2 separate regions of the Homo sapiens genome follow, and region 1 is linked to region 2. A link is an interaction called in ENCODE POLR2A ChIA-PET data of the cell type or tissue named here. Cell type or tissue: GM12878. All regions are shown on one strand. Links, peaks and the distances in the headings refer to the core of each region. The heading gives the core; the rest is flanking DNA. Region 1 overlaps RAPGEF6 (Rap guanine nucleotide exchange factor 6). Region 2 overlaps CDC42SE2 (CDC42 small effector 2).

Region 1 (4,404 bases), core at 199-4,198, 120 kb before region 2:
TTATAAGGGGCATGAAAGTGATTTTAACCCAAAATTTTATTCATGAAACTTTTATAGTTGATAGATTACCTGTTTATTATGATAATAAGATTCAGTACACCTAAAAAAATTAATGAACCTGAACCATCAGTATAAACATTCTCTGCTTACTTTTATGACAGAATAGCATGCTAAAAGTGGACGAGAGCCTTAAAAGGCAAAAACTGAAATAAAGCTCTGGTATAGCTATAGGTTCAGGAAACATAATAGTTACATGAGAGTATTTTAGAATTTTACTGAAATACTTGATTGTTTCTGGAGATCAATAAAACATTTTAAAACGGATTTAATATTTTAGAAAGAATATTCATCAAATACATTTTTTTAAGAGGGCAGATTGCTTTTAAGCTTCAAAATGGGAATATTTTTATTTTCTTGAGTTACAGACTTCACAATCATTTGAAAACAATTTATCAAACCTTAATATGTCTCTCCTGTGACTTATTTAAATCTACCTTTTGAGTATTTTTTTGTATTAAATGTTGTTCACTATTTTAAATAAATTAGCTTATTTCATGGGATATGTTTGCACATTTAATGGAAAGACTAGTAATACTTCCACAAATTGGTAAGAAATAAGTTGTTTCAAGAAAATAAAAGTAGGATCATAATTGTCTGGTGTGTCTTTTTGAGTTATATTTTAAAGGAAATAAACTAGTTGCAGGTAAACTGCAGAATTCTTTTATTTAGGAGACTAACATCTAAAACTACAGGCTTGCACACCTCTCACCCTTTTTCTTAGAATTAAATATATTTACCTTGGTTGCCAAGAAAATAAAGGCATGCTTTGGAAATGAACAAGAATATGATTTAGTGATAATTATCCATATGCAAAAGAATGAAAATGGATTACCACCTTATACTATAAACAAAAATGTACCCAAAATGGGTCAGAGACAGAAGAGCTAAAACTATAATGCCTTAAAGATAGGGGTAGATTATCATGGCCTTGGATTTGGCGTTGGTTTCTCAAATATGAAAATATGATACCCAAGCACAAGCAACAAAAGAAAAAAGAGATAATTGGACCTCATCAAAATTAAAATTATTTTTGCATCAAAGGACACTGTCCAGAAAGTTAAGACAATGCACAGAATAAGAGAAAATTATATATCTGATAAAGGTTTAATATCCAAAATACATAAAGAACTTTTACAACTCAACAACGAAAAGACAGCACAGTTTAAACATGGACCAAGGACTTGTATAGACATTTCTCCAAAGAAGATATGTAAATGGCCAACAGGCACATGACAAAGATGTTCAGCATCATTAATCATAGAGATATGCAGTCATAACCTCAATGAGATACCACTTTACACCCACTAGGATGGCTTTTAAAAAGGGGGAAAAAAGAAAAAGTAACAAACATTGCCAACGGTATGGAGACATTGAACCCTCCTCCCCACCCCCACCCTACACACATTGATGGTGGGAATGTAAAATGGTATTACCTCTGTGGAAAAAACAGTTTGAGCAGTTCTTCAAAAAGTTAAACATAGGGTTACCATATAGCCCAGCAATTCTAATCCTAGGTAAATACCCAGAGAATTAAAAACAGGTGTGCAAACGAAAACTTGACGTAAATATTCGTAGCAGCACTATTGACAATAGCCAAAAGGAAGAAATGACCCAAATGCCCATCATGGATAAACAAAATGTGGTATAGCCGTACAATAAAATATTATTCAGCCATAAGAAGAAAAGAAGTACTAATACTTACTACACCATGATGAACCTTGAAAACATTAAGCTAAGTAAAAGAAGCCAATCACAAAAGGCTAGGTATTGTATGATTCTATTTATGTGGAATAGCCAGAACAGACAAATAGACAGAAAAGCAGACTAGTGGCCGCCAGGGGCTGGAGAGAGGGCAGAATGGGAAGTGAAAGCTTAATGAGTTTGAGGTTTACTTTTGGAGTGATGAAAATGTTCCAGAACTCAGAACTAGACAGTGGTGATGGTTACACAGTATTGTTAAGGTACTAAATTATGAACTTTAAAATCATTAAAATGATGAATTTTATGTGGATTCTACCACGATTTAAAAAAAATGACTCATTTCTTACATTGTTAGGCATGTTATTCAAATCAGCTTACATTCGTTAATTTTTAACTTTTCTGAAGCAAAGTAAACGATTCTGCAGTTTGAAAATTTACAGTGTTTATAATGAAAGAAGTTTCAGATTTGTAAGGGTTTTTGTTTTGTTTTTTAATTTTTATAGAGACAGGGTTTTGCTATGCCCAGGCTGGTCTCAAACTCCTGGACTCAAGGGATCCTCCTTGCTTCAGCCACCTGAGTTGCTGGCATTGCAGGTGTGAGCCACTGCACCAGACTCAGATTTGTTTTTGTTACCGTTTTGGTTAAACATGTTCTTGACCATGGAAACGCTTTCGGTATGGATTTTTGATTGATAGGATTGCCTGCTTTATGACATGAAGTTTGCATTTTAAGGTGCTACCTGAAATAGACATTCTGTGTACTTCTTTTATCTTAACAAACAGGCTTGTGTCTTCTCACTGAGTGGACAGTGTCCTGGCTCTGTTACTTCTGTGCACAGGGAAGCAAAAGCTCAAATTAAACCATGCCTTTCTGTTAGAATGAGCCTTTTTTACACAAGGGAGGGAACAAGAGGGTTGTCAGTTCTTCATGAGTTTTAGACATGCTTTTGGAATCCACTTGTGCAGAAGGAATGCCTCTTATAACCATATGCTGCCTCTTTTATGTTTCCACAGGTGACACGGATTGTATTATTATGGGTAAATAATCATTTTAATGATTTTGAAGGTGACCCTGCTATGACTCGATTTCTAGAGGAATTTGAAAAAAATCTGGAAGATACAGTAAGGCTCAAAATAATTTCTATTCTTCAGAGTGTAGTGGTCCCCCCTCAACACTAGCAAACTCAGAACAGCAATAGCTTTCATTCTTTCCTGTGTCTTAAATGTCCATTCTTAGAACTTCCGAATCTGTATTCTAGACTTTTGTTCATTTATTCTCTGCCACCTCAATTAAAACAACATTTACACTCCTTCCTGACTCTTCCATTTATTTTTTATTTATATTTATTTATTTATTTATTGTATTTATTTGTTTTTTTTTTGAGACGGAGTCTCGCTGTCGCCCAGGCTGGAGTGCAGTGGTGCAATCTTGGCTCACTGCGACCTCCGCTTTCCAGGTTCAAGCAATTCTCTCCTACCTCAACCTCCTGAGTAGATGGGACTTCAGACGCGCACCACCACGCCCAGCTAGGTTTTGTATTTTTAGCAGAGACAGGGTTTCACCAGATTGCCCAGGCTGGTCTCAAACTCCTGACCTCGTGATCCGCCCGCCTCGGCCTTCCAGAGTGCTGAGATTACAGGCGTCTGAGCCACGGCGCCTGGCCCAAATCTTCCATTTCTGTATTGACATTCTTATCTCTTAGTTACTCAGGCTTATAAACCTGGTGTTATATGTGTACCCTCAGTCTCTTTTTCTTGAATTCCCTGGCCAGGATTTCCAGTCAGTTGCTAAAGTCACCTAGGTCACTGATTTAGTCATACACATGTATGTTCACATATTTTCTTATGGTCTCTCTCAGCCATTTCTTTTTTACTCCCTAGTTTAGGACTTAATATATCTGATCTATTATAATCTGCTCACTGACCCTAGTTCTAGTTTCTCTTCTAGTTCATTCTGTGTGGCCAAAAGATTGCTTTTAAAACACACATGTGATGACTATTATTTTCTTTGTCAGTAATCTATACTTCCTACCAAAGCAGTTCCTCACCCATATATTCAGGTCCCTTGCCTACCTTTTTGCCCTTTTTCCTGTGTACCCTAGATTATAGCCAAATCAGACTATTTTATTTTCCAGTTCTGCATCCAGACCATGCTAGAATTTTCTTTTCCTCACCTATTGAAACTCTGTTTCACTATCAGTGCATATCCTAAATATCAAATCTATATTGACTTTCTAGGTTTCCTTTCTATATAGGATTCATCTGTTCTAAATGTACAGCACCTAAGATAATTCCCTCCAAGTCCACAGTAGCTGTTCGTGAATTCATTTTAAACTCCCTGTCAGATATAAAACTTTGAGCTGTGACTTGGTTGCCTCCTTCAAGCAACTTGAAATTTTAGGAAATAAGTAGTAATGCAGCATAGTGTTTTAGGAGTACAGCTCAAGCTCCACCATTTGCTAGATTTGTAAACTCAGACATTGCCTGATCTTATGCCTTAGTTGTGTTATTTGTAAAGATAGTAGTTCCTAGTTCATTGAGATTGTTGTAAGGATTATAATGAGCTGAGAGGCATAACAGTCTGTACACAAAACCTGTGACATAGCAAATGCTCAAGAGCTGTAATTAATTACTTACAGAGCA
Region 2 (4,404 bases), core at 125-4,124:
TATTTGCATCCTTATCTAAACAATATGTATATAACCATACTATATCTACCTCCCTCACATTTCTGGCATATGGATCAACTGTAGCTTCTAGAAAACAGTAATTACATCATCACTTAAAAGTTAAAACTTTCCCAAAGACTATTCTCTGGGCAGCTTAGTGTGCAAACACATGTCACTGAGAAGCAAATGAAGGCCAGGTCCCATCAGGTTAGCAGAAGGCCTACAGTAAGAGTAAAAGATGGTACAGCCTGAGGTAGTTCTAGAAGCAGATACAGAGTGAATAAAGAAAATGAAAATACTTGCCATCTGGGACAGTGAAAAAAGCTGGAACTTTCAGGGTATAAAATAGCAATCATTTATGCAAATGTGGCCAAAGTAAATGAAAGGTTGAAAGCTATGCTGACTCAACTTTATGACCTAGAGAAAGTCAGTTGAGTTGTGTAACTAAATCCCTAAATCTATGAATTAAATCTAACAAGCCCACTATTTCCAAATTGTGTCTTGGGGCATCCCAGCAAAACCCAGGGGTGCCAGGGTTTTCTATTTGAGGGAAACACAGTGAGGCTCAATGTGTGTTTGACACTGAGTGAACTACCAGCTTCAGATAATTTGTAACTTCAACATTAGAACATACATTCTTTTTAACAGCATATCTTTGTGAAGCTGAGTTTTCAGTGGTTACTGTGAAAAAAACCCAAGCACTATGCAAAAGTCAGTATGGAACTAGAAAAGAAGGTGGTGGTGTTCAGTCTGATTCCACAGTTTGAGAAGTTGTATAATCCCAACAGGCACAAACACACCATAAGTATGTAACTGGTTATTTAAGAATTAAATAAAAATATTTTTCAATTTATATCTTATTTTTTAAAGGCAAATAAGTTGTTGGGACATAAATCTTTACTAAGTTGTTTGTACCAAATTAGTTAATAAACAAGTCTGTACGGTATTTCTCTTGGCCTAGAGGCACCATGAAAAAAATTACAGAACCGTTAAGAGAAGTTTGGGAACCTCTGAAATAAGCTACATTAGTTTTTTGAAATATTGACAGTGTAATTAGGAACCAGGCATTTCTAAAACAAGTGGGTATTTTTTTTCTATGATGCCAGTGACAGTGATTCCCTGGGTGCGTGAGCTGCTTCCAAGTTAATCAATCTAGTTCACAGTATGGAAAAAAAGGCTAACAAAAGTTGTAATAATATAAAAAATGGATTTGACATTTTTTGATGAAAATGATCTTCCTAGTGGATATTCATTGACACAAAAAATGAAAATACCTTTTATGGTAGTAATGTCAACAAACTATATGAAACACCCTTGCCCCAAGTCTCTCCCTACTCATTCTTTGAGACCCAGCTCAAACATAAACATTCCGAGTTGAGGCTGTTGGATATTTCCTGTTCTGAACATTCACAGCACATGGCTCATATTCAATTATAGTACTTAAAACATTGTATTGTAACTTACTTGCTTACAGTTTGATTTTCCTACACTACTAAGAGTTCTGTAACAGTAGCTGTGCCTGACACACAGTAGACAATAAATGACTGTTGAATGAATAAAAGGCTTTTTTAAAGAAACAATGTCAGCTCAGTTCTCTAAAAATTGTTTGTCTTATCTAATATTATCGCCAAATATTTCTCAAGAACCTATTATATTTGGAAGATGTAAACAATGTAATGCCAATTCTAATGAAGTCTACATTTCTGCATAAAAAATACTTATCTGCTGATTTAATTTTCTCTCTTTCATAGAAATGCTGTGTGCTCTAGAGAGGTTTTAACTGGTAACACTGTTTTAGTTTTTATATTGGGTAGAACCTGTAAAGCAGTGGTTCTCAAGCTACAGTGTACATCAGAATCCCTGGAAGGTTTGTTAAAATACAGGTTTCTGAGCTCTAGTCACAGAAGATTTTCAGATTGAGCAAGTTTGGAGTGGAGCTTCAATTTGCATATCTAACAAGATTCCAAGTGATATTGATGGCTTAATGGTTAATAGAAAACACTGGCTCTAAAGATTAACAGCTGAATGACTATTATTAAAAAGTCAGGCCAGGCGTGGTGGCTCACGCCTGTAAGCCTAGCACTTTGGGAGGCTGAGGCGGGCGGACTGCCTGAGCTCAGGAGTTCGAGACCAGCCTGGGCAACATGGCGAAACACCATCTCTACAAAAATACAAAAAATTAGCCAGGTGTGGTGGCACACCCCTGTAGTCCCAACTACTCGAGAGGCTGAGACACAATAATCGTTTGAACCCGGGAGGCAGACGTTGCAGTGAGTCAAGATCACATCACTCCAGCCTGGGCAACAGAGAGAGACTCTGTCTCAAAAAAAAAAAAAAAAATTACATATAGTCAAATAATAATAGATGCTGGTGAGGCTGCAGAGAAAAGGGAACACTTATATACTGCTGGTGGGAATGTAAATTAGTTTAGCCATTGTGGAAAGCAGTATGGCAATTTCTCAAAGAAGTGAAAAACAGAAGTATCATTTGACCCAGGACCCCCTTACTGAGTATATACCCAAAGTAATATAAATCATTCTACCATAAAGACACATGTACACATATGTTCATCACAGCACTATTCACAATCGCAAAGTCATGGCATCAACCTAAATGCCCATCAGTGGTAGACTGGATAAAGAAAACGTGGTACATATACACCATGGAATACCACACAACCATAAAAAAGAACTAGACCATGTCCTTTGGAGCAACATGGATGGAGCTGGAGGCCATCATCCTAAGCAGACTAACACAGGAACATAATACCACATGTTCTCACTTGTAAGTGGGAGCTACATTGAGTACACATGGTCACAAAGAAGGCAACAACAGATACCAGGACCCATCTGAGAGTAGAGGGTGGGAGGAGGGAGAGGATCAAAAAACGACCTAATGGTTACTATGCCTATTACCTGGGTGATGAAATTATCTGTACAGCAGGTAATCTGTGACTCAGTTTACCTATATAATAAACCTACACATGTACCCCCTGAACCTCAAAGGTAAATTAAAAAATAAAGATTAACAGCTGAATATTTAAAAAGTAAAAGTGGGTAATAAAGAGTACTTATAAGATACCAGGCACAGTTCCAAGAACTTTAAAGCCATGAACTCATTTGCTAGTACCTTCTATAGCAGTATATGACATTTTACCTTCCCTTCAAATCTGGGATCCTCTGGCAAACTCTCACTTCTTGTCTCAGCCACTGCTCAGAAGTCCTCATTTGTTCACCTTTGTACTCTCTATTGAATAAAGGTTTTTTGTTTTTTTTTTTGAGACAAGAGTCATTCGTCACCCAGGTTGGAGTGCGGTGGTGCAATCTCAGCTCACTGCAACCTCCGCCTCCTGGGTTCAAGCGATTCTCGTGTCTCAGCCTCCCGAGTAGCTGGAATTACAGGCATGCACCACCATGCCCATCTAATTTTTTGTATTTTTAGTAAAGATGGGTTTCACCATGTTGGTCAGGCTGGTCTCGAACTCCTGACCTCAACTAATCCACCCACCTTGGCCTCCTAAAGTGCTGAGATTACAGGCATGAGCCACCATGCCTGGCCAAGATGGGAGTCTTAACAGTGTCCAGGTCCTGGATATTCATGTTAAAGAAGCTGAATTCAGCCTTCCCATGGGTGGTAATCTGAGTTGATAAAACTGCCTGTGGAAGTCTAGTTTCTAAGAATATGACAAAAAAATCTCTAATATGTTAAGGGACAAATGAAAGAGAAACAAGGTTTTAGATACTGCAGAGACTGGAAAAATATCTGCTCTTCAATAACTGAATAGCCTACTTTGGATTCCAAATTCTCATACTTAGGTCAAAACTTGAGAAAATAATAAACTTCTTCTATACATGAACTTGTACTGTATCTTCTACGGTGGGAAAAATAATTCTACTTGTCTGGCTTCTAGAGCTTAGCTCACTCACTGGAATGCCAGCAGTGGCCCTCAGGTGACAGAGCTTATATAAGGAGCTCTCTCCAGAGGAGATGAGAGTCACACCATAGATCACCACAGAGAAACCAAAACCAGCTAGTATTATAAGCAGAGAATTATCTAAGTCAAAGTACAGAAAGGAAAGATATTTTGTGTTGGAAATATTCATAAATAAATAGGTGAGTTGCTGGTAATGCATTTACAATTCAATCTTAAGTGTGGTGCTGTCGGTATCTGTCCTTTAGGGTTTAGTAGGTAACTAACCTTTTCCTACTCAGTATGTATTTTGCAGCTTTTGACAGATGAGAAGTTTGCAGGAGACCCCCAAATGTTTTTAAAAAGAATCTCTAAGCAAATCTATAGTGACCTTTTCAAGGGCCAAATTGCTAAAAGCAAAATTGAAGGAACTAGTTGTTCTCATCTCTCAGTGAGAAACCTGAAGTGAAAACAGTTTTTTTCTCCTTCTATTT

Evidence for each region. Peaks named below come from ENCODE experiments on the same cell type or tissue, not always from the same donor. Only the 100,000 strongest peaks of a DNase experiment are listed, where the experiment ranks them.
Region 1: POLR2A ChIA-PET joins it to region 2 with 5 read pairs; 4 of 35 experiments call an interaction of 5 or more read pairs at or near these places.

What each region holds. Positions count from the first base shown.
Region 1 is chr5:131,494,032-131,498,435 of GRCh38, reverse strand. It overlaps RAPGEF6 (Rap guanine nucleotide exchange factor 6), which reads left to right. Exons shown (of 28, transcript NM_016340.6): 13 at 2,776-2,883. Among named protein-coding and RNA genes, the nearest start is that of RAPGEF6, 140 kb to the left of the region's middle. In GM12878, for the core only: a CTCF peak has its summit at 1,905; a DNase peak (open chromatin) is centred at 1,935; H3K27ac peaks cover 768 bases.
Region 2 is chr5:131,375,111-131,379,514 of GRCh38, reverse strand. All of the region lies in intron 3 of CDC42SE2 (CDC42 small effector 2), which reads right to left. Among named protein-coding and RNA genes, the nearest start is that of CDC42SE2, 110 kb to the right of the region's middle. RefSeq lists a silencer at 3,907-3,956. In GM12878, for the core only: no CTCF peak of the experiment used is centred there; a DNase peak (open chromatin) is centred at 275; H3K4me3 peaks cover 1,158 bases; H3K27ac peaks cover 3,691 bases.